Linked DNA regions of Homo sapiens: region 2 is linked to region 1. A link is an interaction called in ENCODE POLR2A ChIA-PET data of the cell type or tissue named here. Cell type or tissue: MCF 10A. All regions are shown on one strand.

Region 1 (8,000 bases):
ACTTAACATGGAGAAGGAAGGGAGGGAGGGAGGAAGGGAAGGGGAGGAAAGGAAGGAAGGAGAGAGAGGAAAGGAAGGAAGGAGGGAGAGGAAAGGAAGGAAGGAGGGAGAGGAAAGGAAGGAAGGAGAGAGAGGAAAGGAAGGAAGGAGGAAGAGGAAAGGAAGGAAGGAGGGAGAGGAAAGGAAGGAAGGAGGGAGAGGAAAGGAAGGAAGGAGAGAGAGGAAAGGAAGGAAGGAGCAAGAGGAAAGGAAGGAAGGAGCAAGAGGAAAGGAAGGAAGGAAGGAGAGGAAAGGAAGGAAGGAGAGAGAGGAAAGAAAAGGAAAAGAGAGGAAGGAAGATGGGAGGGAGTTCAGGTAAGAACAACAATGTGAAGCACAAGGCCGCAAGGATGTTCTTGAAACCATCACAGAGTCCATGCTGGGAAGGATTACTCCAAGGTTCACTTCAACCAGTGTATTGAGAGCAGTACTCTGTTGGGCACCAAGGATGTGAGTAGATAAGACACAGTCCCTCTTCTGCAGGCTGTTGTGTTGCAGGGGGAGACAGGCAAGGTGGGAGGCTGGAGTGCAGAGGCTCAGGAGGGCCAGGCTGAGTCAAGCTTCCCTGTGCAAAGACAAGAATGGGATTGTTAAGCCCGAGAGCGAGATGATTAAAGCTGGGTGGCACCAAGATGACCGCCGAATGGGCTCGCAGAAGGAAGCGCTGCACCCAAGGGGGTCAGCTAGCTGGCTGTTAAACAGACCTACCTTCCTTACTATGGCCTGGCCTGGTGTGGTGGTGGGAATATGGGAATACGGAGAAGGGAATCCATCCTTCAGGCCTCACGGTCCTTGAAGCAGGGAGCCCGTGGACAGGCTTTCCTAGCAGCACATCATCTGGAAGGTCCCTCGCTACAGTGTTCTTCCATCCAGTCCCACCTCGAGTGGACCAGAAAGCGCCCTCAGTGGGATGGCAGCCATCCTCTGTCATACACTTCCAAAGGGACTTTCCCTTAGAGTTTTCCATTTTTCATAGCCCATTCTCTTCCACAGAGGTCAGATAACTGTTTATTTTATAAAGTTCACATTTTTGAGATTTCTCATCTACTTTAGGGTTTAAACAGTGTCATCGGTGGATGCGTCCTTTTTCCCCAGGAGTCCTGCTTGTTGACTGCCATTTTGTCTGAACTTAGTCCCTGGTTTCCTAAAGGATCTTCCTGCCACCCCCATCCTCCATTGGTCCATAGATTTAAAAAGCTTTTCTTGACGTTGCTCTTGTCACGCAGAATGTAACTGCAATGAACATTCCATCTCTTGTCACTTTGACATGGCTGTTTACCTGGCCACGGGGAACGTCAGCGGAGGCGTGTGTGATGACTGTCAGCACAACACCATGGGGCGCAACTGTGAGCAGTGCAAGCCGTTTTACTACCAGCACCCAGAGAGGGACATCCGAGATCCTAATTTCTGTGAACGTATGTTGAGAAATGTCACTCACTGTGTGGGACCTACTTCAGATTGCCTTCCAAACTGAATAGTCAGTAGTCTCAGAGCTCATAGTATGAGCAGTAAAGCCAGCATTGTTATTGTAATTGCAGTTGAAGACGCTGGGAGTGGAATTTACTTGGTAGTTGTGCTGCTTTTAGTCGACTTTTGTGAGATTTAGAGGGAGGAAGGGAATATATGTATTTATACAAAGATACATTGAGTTTCCTCCTGATTTTAACCTGGTGCTTTGCATTCTTCTCAGGATGTACGTGTGACCCAGCTGGCTCTCAAAATGAGGGAATTTGTGACAGCTATACTGATTTTTCTACTGGTCTCATTGCTGGCCAGTGTCGGTGTAAATTAAATGTGGAAGGAGAACATTGTGATGTTTGCAAAGAAGGCTTCTATGATTTAAGCAGTGAAGATCCATTTGGTTGTAAATGTAGGTCTGTTTGCTAAAAAGTTTGGGAGTTTTCTTGTGTTTGAAATTCCCATTTTACTTTGTAATTCCAAAGCCAGATTATTATTTGAAACTCACGTGGTCTGTGTTTCTCCACTTCATTTTGTTTTAATACAGCTTGTGCTTGCAATCCTCTGGGAACAATTCCTGGAGGGAATCCTTGTGATTCCGAGACAGGTCACTGCTACTGCAAGCGTCTGGTGACAGGACAGCATTGTGACCAGTGCCTGGTAAGTAAATCCTCATTACGTGGGATGGGTGGTTGGTGAGGATGACATGTTTTAATAGAGAAGCCTTTTCGCCATTGTAGAGTCTGCGATCACCCTCACGTGTACGTGTTAAAAGACATGAGTAGACAATGCACACAATAGGAATTACTAATGGATGATTTCACAAGATGTTCACCATCCCTGTTAGAAGTGTAAAGGAAAGCCACAATAAAATACCACTTTTATAGACACAATTAACACAAGTTTTTAAAAATGGGAATGTTTACTATTAGGATATCATGAGGTACTGCTACTTCTTGGCTGCTGGTGGGCATCCATATTGGTTTGTACTTTTGTGAAAAGCATTTTGGAGATACATATCAGTAGCTTGTAGAAATGGGCATACCCTTTGACCCAGTAACCCCACCTCTGGGAATCTATTCTAATGAAATAATCAGAAAATTGGACAAAGATTTATTCTCCAGAAGACTCATTGCATCTTTTATTAATCATAGCAGAAGACTTGGAAACAACAGTGGAAAAATAGTTAAGTGTGGGGACTTCTATACAATGTAATATTTGGTTGCCACTGAAAATGACAATAACATCAGGAAATGCTCATGCTGCTTGCTATATTTAAAAAAAAAAACACACACAGGATATGAATAGTATCTTGATTAAGTAGGAAATAAAATTCATCAAGGAAAACAAAATCTGGAAGGAAATACACCAAAAAGTTCACTGTAATAATTCCAAGTAGGATAATTATGAGATAAGTTTTTAAAAATCTGTATTTTTAATAACATTGTTATACTTTCTAATTTAGGGAGGATTCACTACCCCCAAATTATTACCATTAAATATGTATATTTATATATAATCTTAATATATTCTTAAAGGAGATTTCTGGAAGTCTAAATTGATGAGCCTGGTCAGGTGTGATGACTCATACTTGTAATCTCAGTGCTTTGGGTGGCCAAGGCAGGAGGAATGCTTGAGATCATGAGTTTGAGACCAGCAAGACCCCATCTCTAAAATTTTTTAAAATCATAAATAAAATAGGCTGGGCACAATGGCTCACACCTGTAATCCCACCACTTTGGGAGGCTGAGGCAGGTGGATCACTTGTCAGGAGTTCAAGACTAGCCTGGCCAACATGATGAAACGCCATCTCTACTAAAAATAATAGAAAAATTAGCTGGGTGTGGTGGCACATGCCTGTAATCCCAGCTACTCGGGAGGCTAAGGCAGGAAAATTGCTTGAAACCAGGAGGCGGAGGTTGTAGTGAGCTGGGATCACACCACTGCACTCCAGCCTGGGCAACAGAGCAAGACTTCATCTCAAAAAAATAAATAAAATAAATTGGTGAACCTGTTTTTATATACTCATTTTTGAAGTGCACAGAGCTCCTCTTCCCTACTGTTCCATTTCTCTTTATTTCCATCTCTGGTGCTCTAAAGATCTGATTTCCTCGTGGCTCAGTGGTGAGAATAGTCGTAGCTGTATGCTACATTTCCACATAAATTCTTGGAGGGCTTTCTGTATGGGATTGATGACAGACTGAACTGAGGGCAGATTTAAAGGCCTGCCAAATCCTTGCCATAATTCTCTTACAGCCAGAGTAATTATAATGAGGAAAATTGGTATCTTTACTGCTTGCTCTTCTTAGTTGTTGGATGGAGGTTATCTATAGGGCAGAGCAGCTAGTCTTTGACCTGGCACGATCCTGTGATTGTGAACGGCTCTCTTACGCCAGTGCCTACAGCTCAGGTTTCTTGATTTCAGAATACTCCTTCCTTTTGTTGGCTTTCTGCTTTAATGATGAAAATGAGCATTTGGTGGAACAGCCGAAACAAGCTTTAACTTGCTTGTTGCTGAGTCTGTTGCATAATTACAGAAACCTACCGTTACATGTTTCACGTTTTGTTCTGCAGCCAGAGCACTGGGGCTTAAGCAATGATTTGGATGGATGTCGACCATGTGACTGTGACCTTGGGGGAGCCTTAAACAACAGGTAAATGGAGCTCTACGTATGCTCTTGTCCTCAGTCTTCCAGGAAAGTCATGACTTACAGGAATGGGTGACATTCAGTTGTTTCTCAAAAAGACATGCAAAATATTTTTTGTATGTCTTGATAAATGTGTGTAGGTACCTCTATGGACTAGATTCCCAGTGATGGAACTGCTAAGTCAAAGTACATATGTATTTTTAATTTTAATAGAGAATGTTAGGTTGTTCCAGACATATTGAACTAGTTTATTTTCCTATCAGTTACAAAAGTACCTTTTCCCCCATCCCCAGCAACAGTTGGTATCATCAACCATTTTATTTTTCAACAATCTAAGCACATGGAAAATGGACTCCTGTTTTGATTTGTGTAGAGAATCTTTTCATTTTCTTTTTTTCTTTTTTTTTTTTGTGACTTCCAAGTCCATTAATGAAAATCACATGAGATAATGTTGAGCTACTTAAATATGCTAGTATTCCTTGAATAAATGAAGCATAAAGCTCCACCAGAAGCTATCAGAACACACATTTGGCAAGATGTTAAATCTGTGGGAGTTTAACCACCTTCGAGTCAAAGAGAATGTTGGTCTCTGTTCCTGGCTCAGAGTCAGAACATCTGGAACAGATAGTGTAAGTGACTGCTGAGAGAATAGACAGATGTTTCCCTGTGGCCTTGAGTCTTCCCAGAGAGAACACTCTGAATTCATTGAGCAAGCTTCATGTACTCAAAAATGGACTTTCTTTCCCAATTATTTCCCAACACCATAGTAGTCTGCTGGGAAGGAATGAGGTATTCAGCAGCAAGAACATGTTGTGTTTGTCCTCTTTATTTGGGTTTGTTCTGTTCGAGGTCGTGCCATAGACCCAGTACAGCATGTAGCCTCTGAAATCCGGTGTGAATATCTGTTCTTAGAAAACCTCCAGAGAGGAGGAAGCTAGGATAATTCCATAAAAGCAGGGAAGAAAGACAGAATGCTGTCTGCTTGTGGAATCACTTTTCTGACTTTTCCTTTGTGACTCCCAGAACACATGTTGAATCCTTTAGTAAATGACTCCTCAGTTCAAAGCTGTCATCACTCCTAAAGTCCTTCTTGATGAGATAAAAGTGGCATATGCAATTCCCCAAATTATGTCATAAACTCAGGAATGTCCTATGATTCTTAACCCTAAGTAAGTTTTGTTCCTACACTCCCTTCCTCTTTTTCTCTATTCCATACACACTTCCTGTCTGTCTCCACCCACGCACAGGCCCTAGCCTGCCCTCTAATCTCTTGTGCAAAAATTTATAAAAACCAGAATGTATTCACCAAGAGAGTTTGGGAAGCAAAATTGTCTAGTAAAGATTTTTAAAGCAGGTAATCATCTGATCTTTCTAGCATGATTGATGGGATGCCCTATCTTTGAGAATCATTGGTGGAGGGGAAAAAAAGAACATTTAAAGATGCCTTGTAGTCTGGTGACTCTAGAGTGTTTTATGGTGAGCCTTTTCAAAGTTGTTGTCCCTCAAGAGGAATTTCCCCAGGAGCCCCTTAGGCAGGGTCAACTGAAGCACTGATTCTACTGGGAGATGTGCACAGATGCCGCTTGGGAAATGTTTACTGGATGATTGGTTTGTTGCAATCACTCATCAAAACCTTTTACCTGATATTTCTTTTTACGTAGTAAAAGAAATACGTTGTAGGTACTGAATAAATGCTGATTGAGTAGAATTTAAAAATAAAAGATTTCTAAGATGTTAAAAACTAGATATGTACTCCTTAGAGAGGCAATCTCTAAATGTGATCCCAGACACTCCTTAGTTACTTTGTTGAGGGACAGAATTAACCATAAAAATCACTGGAAGTGGTAAAAGCTTTAAGATGTTTTGTATAGTGAGCTAAATGGATTTTTGGTAGTACAACAAAAGTTTAATAATCCATGTCTATTATATTGACAACTAACCTGAACTTTGGAATAATTAAAGAAGTGGCCAGGCGCGTTGGCTCATGCCTGTAATCCTAGCACTTTGGGAGGCCGGCGCGCCAGATCACCTGAGGTCAGGAGTTCAAGACCAACCAGGCCAACATGGTGAAACCCTGTCTCTACTAAAAATACAAAAATTAGCCAGGCGTGGTGGCACCTACCTGTAATCTCAGCTACTTGGGAGGCTGAGGCAGGGAGAATCGCTTGAACCTAGAAAACAGAGGTTGCAGTGAACCAAGATCACGCCATTGCACTCCAGCCTAGGCAACAGAGCAAGACTCTGTCTCAAAGAAAAAAAAAAAATAATAAGACCTAATTAATTTAAATAATCTAACTGAAGCCAAGTTAATGAAGTTTTGCCTAGTAGATTACCTGTTTTAATGAAAAAGAATTGGCATTGGTTGCTAGGTAAATGCTACTTGTAAATGTTTAATAACATTGAAAAATATAAACATTTTTACAGCATCCTTCAAGATTATTTTAACAATGAAATGTAGAGTTTTCATATCTGGCTTGAAGCCCACCCCCCCCTTTTTTTTTTTTTTTTTGAGACAGAGTTTCGCTTTGTCACCTAGACTGGAGTGCAGTGGCATTGATCTTGGCTCACTGCAACCTCCGCCTCCTGGGTTCAAGCGATTCTCCCACCTCAGCCTCCCGAGTAGTTGGGACTACAGGCACCAGCTACCACACTCAGCTAATTTTTGTATTTTTAGTAGAGACGGGGTTTCACCATGTTGGTCAGGCTGGTCTTGAACTTCTGACCCTCAAGTGATCTGTCTGCCTCAGGCTCCCAATGTGCTGGGATTATAGGCATGAGCCACCATGCCTGGCCCCACCTCTTTTTTGAACTCACCGTGGTGAAGCCCCGAACCCTCCCTTGATGCATTGCTTCTGCATCTCTTTTAGCATTTATTTTGCTCTTATAGTTGTGTTAAAAAGGTCTCTTTGGACAGAGATTATGTCATCTTTGTTTTTGCATCTCACTTGGCACCCAGCACGGTGGACCTGGCAGGTACTCAATAAATGAGGGACTAAAATTTATTGTACTTCGAATCCAGAACGGAAGTTAGTAGATATTTTTATCATTGTATTGAATGACTATGGTGTAGCTAACCCTTTGTTAATTATAATCATGTACTGCATAATAACATTTCAGTCAAGGATGGACCACACATACAACGGTGGTCCCATAAGATACTGTATTTTTACTGTAGCTTTTCTACATTTTGATATGGTTGAATACACAAGTTCTTGTCATTGTGTTACAATTGCCTATGGTATTCAATACAGTAATATGCTGTACAGGTTTGTAGCTTAGGAGCAATAGGCTATACTCTACAGCCTGGGTGTGTAGTAAGCTATACCATCTAGGTTTGTGTAAGTACACTATGATGGTCACACAACAACAAAATTGGCGAACAACACATTTCTCAGAACATATCCCAGTCATTAAGTGACACATGACTATACTGTGATAGAACAGGATTATAGGACGTAGGTCTTACCAAAAAGAAAGTGTCCTAGTTGGGGGTGGGGAGGAATGCCACCCTGAGAAAATGAATGGTGCTGACGGAACACTGTGGTTGGTTATTATGAATGATGTTTTTTATGCTTTAATATTTTTCTGCCTAATTCCTTAGTAATAGGGAAATGTTAAAATTCCATTTTCTTTATTCACCACCATTTAAATGAAATGGAATTTTTAAATGTTGCCAATTTCTATATTTATGATTTTTTTTTTTTTTTTTTGAGACGGAGTCTCGCTCTGTCGCCCAGGCTGGAGTGCAGTGGCGCGATCTTGGCTCACTGCAAGCTCCGCATCCCAGGTTCATGCCATTCTCCCGCCTCAGCCTCCCAAGTAGCTGGGACTACAGGCACCTGCCACCATGCCCGG
Region 2 (8,000 bases), 91 kb before region 1:
TTTTAATGGGAAGGAGATTGGAAACCTGACTACATTATTCAGACTATCTATGTACATAAAATATACTGAACATTTTTTTGCTACACTTCATTCATCCATTCATCAATGGGCCCTGACTGTAGGCAGAGCTGCATTAGGAACCGAGAGTAATGAACAAGGCATAGTCCATGCCTCTGGAAGTTTGCAGTCTGTGTCAAATGGTTGGTAGTTCAGTTAAAACGTGGAACACCATGAAGGGAGCTGGCAAAGCCAGCTTGAGGATCTAGCTCACAAACCCAGTGGCTGGAAAGGCTAAAACAATGATAAGATTGGGGAGTCAAGAAAGGGACAATGCTGTCACCACAGACAAGACTTCTCCCAATGAGGATATCACCCTTTCTGATGCGAGGTTTGCAAACAGCCTTGTAACTCATTTTATAAGTCACCCATTGATAAAGGTTTAGATGGGGCTTCATCCACAGCTGATAATACAGCTCTCATGGCTAATATGTTCAGGTATATAGTTCTCTCTTCACAGTGTAAATCATTAGTGAAAATACTGTTCCCTCAGATTCCTACCTTAGGAACCATGAAAACCTACAGGTAGGTTAATTTCCTTTCCAAGTAGGGAAACATATCTTTTCAATCATAATCCAGAGAAATGGTTCCCCTTCCTGGGCATTGCTTGGGCATGGCCACCTACCCAGCCCATCATTGGATCCATCATTGCTTTCTTTTCTTTTCTTTTTTTTAAGAAAAGTTACAAAATGCCTGAGATACACAGAGGGATCTAGACAAAGGAACAAACATTTCTTCCATGCGCCACCCTATCACATAAACTGGCATCACATTTTGGCACAGGGAAGATTGGCTCAAGGGATTCAACAATTTATCAGAAAAGGATTGGGCCTCTTCCATCTTGTCTAGGAAAAAGAAAACTCTGACCATGTTAAGATGGGCTCTTATATGGTTTATAATCTAGAGATTATATTAATACTATACCATTATTTTAGTATAGTATTTATATATACTATATTAATACTAAAATATTAATACTAGAGGTTATATTAATATACCTAAGATATATGGAAGTTTAAGTCGTTAAAAACATGTTACTTGTTTTTAACAACAAACGTTAATTAAACCCAATTGTTCGCAACATACTGTTTATCCAGTGACTCAGTGAATTGTTATTTAACGTTTACCTGGAACTCATTATATGCTGTGTCCTAAGCACGTTACAGGCTTGCTTAGTTCACTGGGATTGGGAAAGGAAATGAGACACCAGAACTGTAACTCTTTCACCACCACACACCACTCATCCCCGCTCCAGCATACTTCTCTTTGCTTCATCCAGCATGTCACTGCCATCCTCAAGGATCAAAGGACACTGTATGTGACCAAGTAACAGGACAGTGCCCCTGCCATGGAGAGGTGTCTGGCCGCCGCTGTGATCGCTGCCTGGCAGGCTACTTTGGATTTCCCAGCTGCCACCCTTGCCCTTGTAATAGGTTTGCTGAACTTTGTGATCCTGAGACAGGGTCATGCTTCAATTGTGGAGGCTTTACAACTGGCAGAAACTGTGAAAGGTATGGAATTCATATGCACTTTAATTTTTAGGTCTTTAACACTTTGTTCCAATCTCCTAATAGAGATCCATTGAGTAGAGACTCAACAATATTTAAGTGTGGGAGGGAGGACTGTTATAGGTCGGGGAGAGCATTGCTTTCTCACCCTTCAAAATCATCTTACGAGCCAGAAAATGCAGGATTAAATCAATAACACACATTTGCCTGGCATGTTACTTTCTATGTTCCTCAAATGTGACATGTAAATCGAGTGCTATTACATAGAGTTTAATTGACCATACGTTGAGACTTTTGATATAAAAACCAAAAGTCGTTTTGCAGAGCAAATGAACATCTTCTAAAATATTCAGTTTTCAGAGGTGCACTGTTTTAAAGCATAGCAAACCGTCATTGGCTAACATGTGATCTTTTCCTGGAAACATTTTGGTGAAAGGAAATTGTCTTGACAGGTGTATTGATGGTTACTATGGAAATCCTTCTTCAGGACAGCCCTGTCGTCCTTGCCTGTGTCCAGATGATCCCTCAAGCAATCAGTATTTTGCCCATTCCTGTTATCAGAATCTGTGGAGCTCAGATGTAATCTGCAATTGTCTTCAAGGTTATACGGGTATGCAGTATAGTGCTTGATGCAATTTTTTCTCTTTATCCCACACTGTAATCTGTAAAATGATCATATATTCATGACTTATCTGTCTTGGACAAATGTGTGGTGCAGAAATGGTAAGAAGACACAATGTGATAAATAGCTGCTTTATTGAACAAAGAATTTGAATGATTCACAAACCAATGACAATTAAAACTCATCAGCCACTGAGCTATGATTGTTTGCAAATAATGTTCTAGAAAACTAATTGACCAAATGAGACCAAATCAAGTTAATTTATTTAAAATAAAATTATCACGTTAAGTAAGATATAAATGTGATAAAGTAGCATATATATTATATATAACAAGCAACTAAAAAATAAATGGAATTAGTCAAATGCTTTCTTTACATAATTTCAAATATTCAATTTGATATTTCACAGACATTACTAATTTTTTTCAGGTAGCTTGAAGCAATATTTGGGCATTCTACAGCCATCACATAAGTCTTAATTCAAAACATGTATCTCTTGCTCAATTGAAAATTTTATTTTAAAGACTTTAAGAGGGCTAGGCACAGTGGCTCACACCTGTAATCCCAGTACTTTGGAAGGCCGGGAAGTGGGTGAGGGAGGATTACTTGAGGCCAGGAATCCAAGACCAGCCTGGGCCGCAAAGCAAGACCCTGTCTCCACAGAGAAATTTTAAAAATTAGCTAGGCATGATGGATTGCACCTGTAGCCCTAGGTACTGGGGAGGCTGAGGCAAGAGGATCGCTTGAGCCCAGGAGTTCATGGCTACAGTGAGCTCTGATTATGCCACTACACTCCAGCCTGGGGCCTATGCAACAGAGCAAGACCCTGTCTCTAAATTAAAAAAAAAAAAAAAAAGGTATTTACACATGAAACATGAGTGTGAATGTTTACTGAAAATAAGAAGATAACTTATGAAGTCTATTTGATTTAATGATATGTAGAACTTATGGCAATACTAATGATAATTACCATCACGATAAATTACATGCCTGATTTTCCCCTCATTTGTTACATCTAAGGTTAACAGTTAATTCTCACCTCTTCCCTTGCAGCCTCTTTCCCAATGCATGGTTTGGTATGTTTGGTCAGTTTTTAAGAACTGAGACCATGTTTGGGCTAAGTGAACATTTCCAAGTGGGATGAACCAAAATGTGGAGAGTGGAGCCACAGTTTGGGCACCTAAAAAGCCGCAGTCATCTCATGGTTGCAAGGGTAAAGAGTGTTAGAGAGAAAGGTGGTTCCTTCAGACTGCTTAACAGAAACACCCTCAAGGGCTCATATGTCATGAAAACTGCTCTTGCTCATCTTCACTTCTAGAAGTGACAGCTATTGCTGTTTGGGACTTTCTCTTCAGGCCTGCTTTATTTTCACCTTAGTTCACCTCTAGGATCAACTGAGAGTGGGTTGCCCCAGGAGACCAGGGGCTGAGATTAGTCTTGGGTCCTGGGGCACGCTAGTGTGATGCTGATTATATAAGGATCTAGAAATCCTGTGCCCACAGCTCCATGGTATTTGAAGAAAGCCTGGAATCCATTCTCCACCAAACACTTTAGAGAGCCGAATAATCATTTTATTCTTTAAATGAATAATAATGAAAATGAAGGTTTTGTTTCACTTAGAACACTTTTCGTTATTCACCCCGAATGTGTGATTTCTCATTATTCCTAGAGGAGCCCAATAATTTTCTATTTACAACATCCATCTCCTCCTCTCTCCCAACACTGATACCTCACCCCATTCCTTTTCCTCCCACTTTCTTTCAGGTACTCAGTGTGGAGAATGCTCTACTGGTTTCTATGGAAATCCAAGAATTTCAGGAGCACCTTGCCAACCATGTGCCTGCAACAACAACATAGATGTAACCGATCCAGAGTCCTGCAGCCGGGTAACAGGGGAGTGCCTTCGATGTTTGCACAACACTCAGGGCGCAAACTGCCAGCTCTGCAAACCAGGTCACTATGGATCAGCCCTCAATCAGACCTGCAGAAGTAAGTCTGCAAAACTCCCAGGGGGAAATGTGTCAGCTGAGTGACAGCTCATAAGTGTGTTGTCAGCTCTCCCATGATCATTTCAGTTAGGCCAGTCCCAGCAGGCAAAAGCAGCACCCACTAGGTGACAGGGCTGTTGTACGGAACTCATCAACAGAAATTAGTGCATTGCAACCACTGGTATTCTCAGATGCAGCCACAATGTTCTCACTGGTGTTATTAGTTTGCCTTTTGTGTCTGTTGCCTGAAATACCTGTCCTAGTGGATTCAAAGCGTTGTTTCTCAGAGTTTAGTCCGCAGTTCACCTGTGCCAGAGCAGTGGGGAGGTGAGGTGTATTAACATGCAAATTCCTAGGCTGTACTTCAGACCTACTGAGTCAGAATCTCTGGGAGTGACGCCCAGGAATCTGCATTGTAACAAACTCATCATGTGACTGTAATGTGTACGTAAACCATTGTTTTCAAGTCATTTAAATAAATGGAACTTTGGTGAGTGACATGAGGGAAAAATAAGACTTTTAATCATCCTAACTGTGAGCTCTTGGAGCAAGTTCGACCACATGAACTTGCATTTGGGGAGATCAGAAACCATTAAATGGGTTCAACCTACATAGATTCTTTGGTAAATTCTTTACTATTATAAGGCGTTCATTCTTTGAGCCCCTTGGAGAAATGATACATCCAGGTCTAAAACGCTGTTTGTATGGTTTGCTAAATGCCACATTTATCATTGAATTTACCTCTGATGATGGTTTTGTCATCACAGGATGCTCCTGCCATGCTTCCGGCGTGAGTCCCATGGAGTGTCCCCCTGGTGGGGGAGCTTGCCTCTGTGACCCTGTCACTGGTGCATGTCCTTGTCTGCCGAATGTCACAGGCCTGGCCTGTGACCGTTGTGCTGATGGATACTGGAATCTGGTCCCTGGCAGAGGATGTCAGTCATGTGACTGTGACCCTAGGACCTCTCAAAGTAGCCACTGTGACCAGGCAAGATACTTTAAAGCTTACTAGTGCACTCAAAGTGAGCATGATAGTGAGACATGGTTTCTAAATGTGTAAAGAAAGTTTCTTTTATGTACTGTTGTTAATTAGTGCATTGAAACAGGATTGGCCTTACAGGGGATGGAGTCAGCCTCTATCAAGGAATGAAAACCAAAAAAAGAGAATGAGCATCTCAAAGTTCAGCTTCGCCTACTTCAGTTTTCTCTCTGTGACTGAGGAAGTCAGAATTCATACACAGTGAAACACAGACATCAGCCTCACCTTTCACTATTTCATACATGTAACCATAGGGAAGACCTAAGAAATAGTTAATCAGAAGAGATTATGAATCAGAATGAAAATAAACAGATACCTTCAAAACCCACAAGTCCATTAAAAAAACTGAGCTGTTGTTTCCTATTGCTCACCAATTGCTTTACATATGGGTAAAATAAGAAGTCTTCTTGACTTCCAGACTGGCATCAATCATATCTTAAGAATGTAGGCATGTGTACCAGGAGCAAATCTTCAATGTTTCATATACAACTAATACTACATAGATAGATGCACGTGTGATTTTTCAGTCAATAAACCAGTGGGCACAGAATTTTTAATGAGGATAACATTACTTGTGGGAAAAAAACTATTTGTTAATAACATGCTTAGTTTTTTTGGTGGTTGTTTTGTTTTTGTCTTTTGGCTTAATCTATTCTTTGAAACAATTTTCACATTAATAGAGTTTGGGGGAGAAAGGGTAAAAACAATGACAAGAAATGTTAGAAAAAGCCAAATTCACAATATAGGGATCAGGATTTAATTGGAATGAAAATGCGAATTTAAGAAACTGGAGTCTTTCCAATTAGTAAGCATGGCTCACCTCCAATTTCAGCTCCACTATTCAACCTATTATTCAAAGGTCAAGTCTTTTGAAGGTAGTTCTTATATGGAGAATGGGTTTTTCCTTCTCTTCTTTTTCTTTCTCTCCAATCCTCATCCACCAACACACACAAACACCATATCTTTTTTTTTTTTTTTTTTTTGAGACAAGAGTCTTGCTCTGTTGCCCAGGCCTGAGGGCAGTGGTATGATCTTGGCTCACTGCAACCTCTGCCTCCTGGGTTCAAGCGATTCTCCTGCGTCAGCCTCCTGAGTAGATGGGATTACAGGCGCCCACCACCACGCCCAGCTAATTTTTGTATTCTTAGTAGAGACAGGGTTTCACCATGTTGGCCAGGCTGGTTTCAAACTCCTGATCTCAAGTGATCCGCCCACCTCAGCCTCTCAGATTGCTAAGATTACAGGTGTGAGCCACGACGCCCAGCCCCCACAACATACCTTTTTAAAAATAAGCTTTTTATTTTAGAATATATTTGTGAAGTTGTAAAGAGAGAACAGAGAAAATAAACCCCATATCCAGTTTCTTCTATTATTAACACCTTATATTAATTTAATAACATTTGTCACTATGCATGAATATTGATACATTATTGCTAACAAATTTAGTCAGATTTCCTTAATTTTTACCTAATGTCCTTTTTCTGTTCCAGGAGTCCATTCAGAACACATTATATTTAGTCATCTTATTTCCTGAGGCTCCTCTTGGCTGCGACAGTTTCTCAGGCCTTCCTTATTTTGTAGAATGTCCATCAATTCAAATTGATCTGATATTCTTCTCATGATTAGACTGGGTTTATAGGTTCCGAAAACACCAGAGAAGTCAAGTGCCACTCTCATCACATCCTATCAGGGGTACATATTATTAACACGACTTATCCCTGTTAATGTCAGTCTTGGTCACCTGGCTGAAGCAGTGTTTGTCAGACTGTTATATCATCAAGTTACTCTTTTTCCTCCTTCTTCTACTGTGCTCTACGGAAGGAAGTCACTATGTGCAACCTACTTAAGGAGTAGGGAGCTATGCTCTTCCTCCTCGAGGACAGAGTATCTCCACAAATCATTGGAATTCTTCTGCACTGGAGATTTGTCTGTTGTCTTACGTTTATTCATTCATTCGACCATTTATTTATATCAGCATGGACTCATGGATATTTATACTTTTGGGGATAGTCCAACACTACTTTATTTTGTGGTTCAAATTGTTCCAGCTTTGGTCACTAGAAGATCTCTCAGTGGCTCCTGTGTCCCTTTGACATAGGCCAATACTGTAGAGTTTTTAAAAGCATTCCTTACTTTCTGGCACTGCAAAATATTTCAGGCTCATCTTATGTATTCTCTGCCCCAGTCCTAGAATCAGCTATTTATCTAGGGAGCACTGATTCCTTTACTAGAGAATGGTATTAGAAACCAAGATCTGGACACTGGATGGTCATGCCTGTTTTATAAGCTCCCCTCCACTCCCCACACCTGCAGCCACCAACCATGGAATAAAGTGGTAGATCTCCACGTGACCACCTGGCTTCCCAATTCTTGAGGGACTCCTAGTGCTCAAGACAACACTATGTGGCAAGTTTCTTAGACCTTTTGGGAAGCATGTTTGTAGCAGCATTCAACAAAAACCACAGTTCCAAGGTAGCCTTGAAGCTGAAAGTTAGATGGTATTGGTTTAACCAGGAAGCCCCTCATAACAAGGGTCCTTTGGGTTATTTGGTGCATAGGGGATCCCATGGGGGAACACTGGTCTCTGCAATCAAGAAACATGTTCACTGGAGTACGGGGAAGACGTGGATATTTAGATTCCCAGCTGTTTAAACAACTACTGATAGATGTCTCTATGTTAGCCAAGAGGTGGTTCCTGGTACATTCCCACAGAGAGATCCAAATGTGCCATCCAATATTTTCATCAACACTTTAGATGGAGTTGGAGAAACATGCTTCCCAAATTT

The links. ChIA-PET counts read pairs that join two places held together with the same protein. Peaks named below come from ENCODE experiments on the same cell type or tissue, not always from the same donor. Only the 100,000 strongest peaks of a DNase experiment are listed, where the experiment ranks them.
Region 2: POLR2A ChIA-PET joins it to region 1 with 19 read pairs; 2 of 35 experiments call an interaction of 5 or more read pairs at or near these places.

The regions. Positions count from the first base shown.
Region 1 is chr7:107,969,143-107,977,142 of GRCh38, reverse strand. It overlaps LAMB1 (laminin subunit beta 1), which reads left to right. Exons shown (of 34, transcript NM_002291.3): 10 at 1,266-1,454; 11 at 1,730-1,909; 12 at 2,045-2,157; 13 at 4,072-4,151. Among named protein-coding and RNA genes, the nearest start is that of LAMB1, 30 kb to the left of the region's middle. RefSeq lists an enhancer at 265-765. In MCF 10A, no CTCF peak of the experiment used is centred here; DNase peaks (open chromatin) are centred at 3,992, 4,812 and 5,292.
Region 2 is chr7:108,059,937-108,067,936 of GRCh38, reverse strand. LAMB4 (laminin subunit beta 4) reads left to right here. Exons shown (of 34, transcript NM_007356.3): 20 at 1,337-1,568; 21 at 2,018-2,175; 22 at 3,952-4,176; 23 at 4,943-5,163. Among named protein-coding and RNA genes, the nearest start is that of LAMB1, 61 kb to the right of the region's middle. RefSeq lists a silencer at 1-37. In MCF 10A, no CTCF peak of the experiment used is centred here; DNase peaks (open chromatin) are centred at 1,226 and 4,186.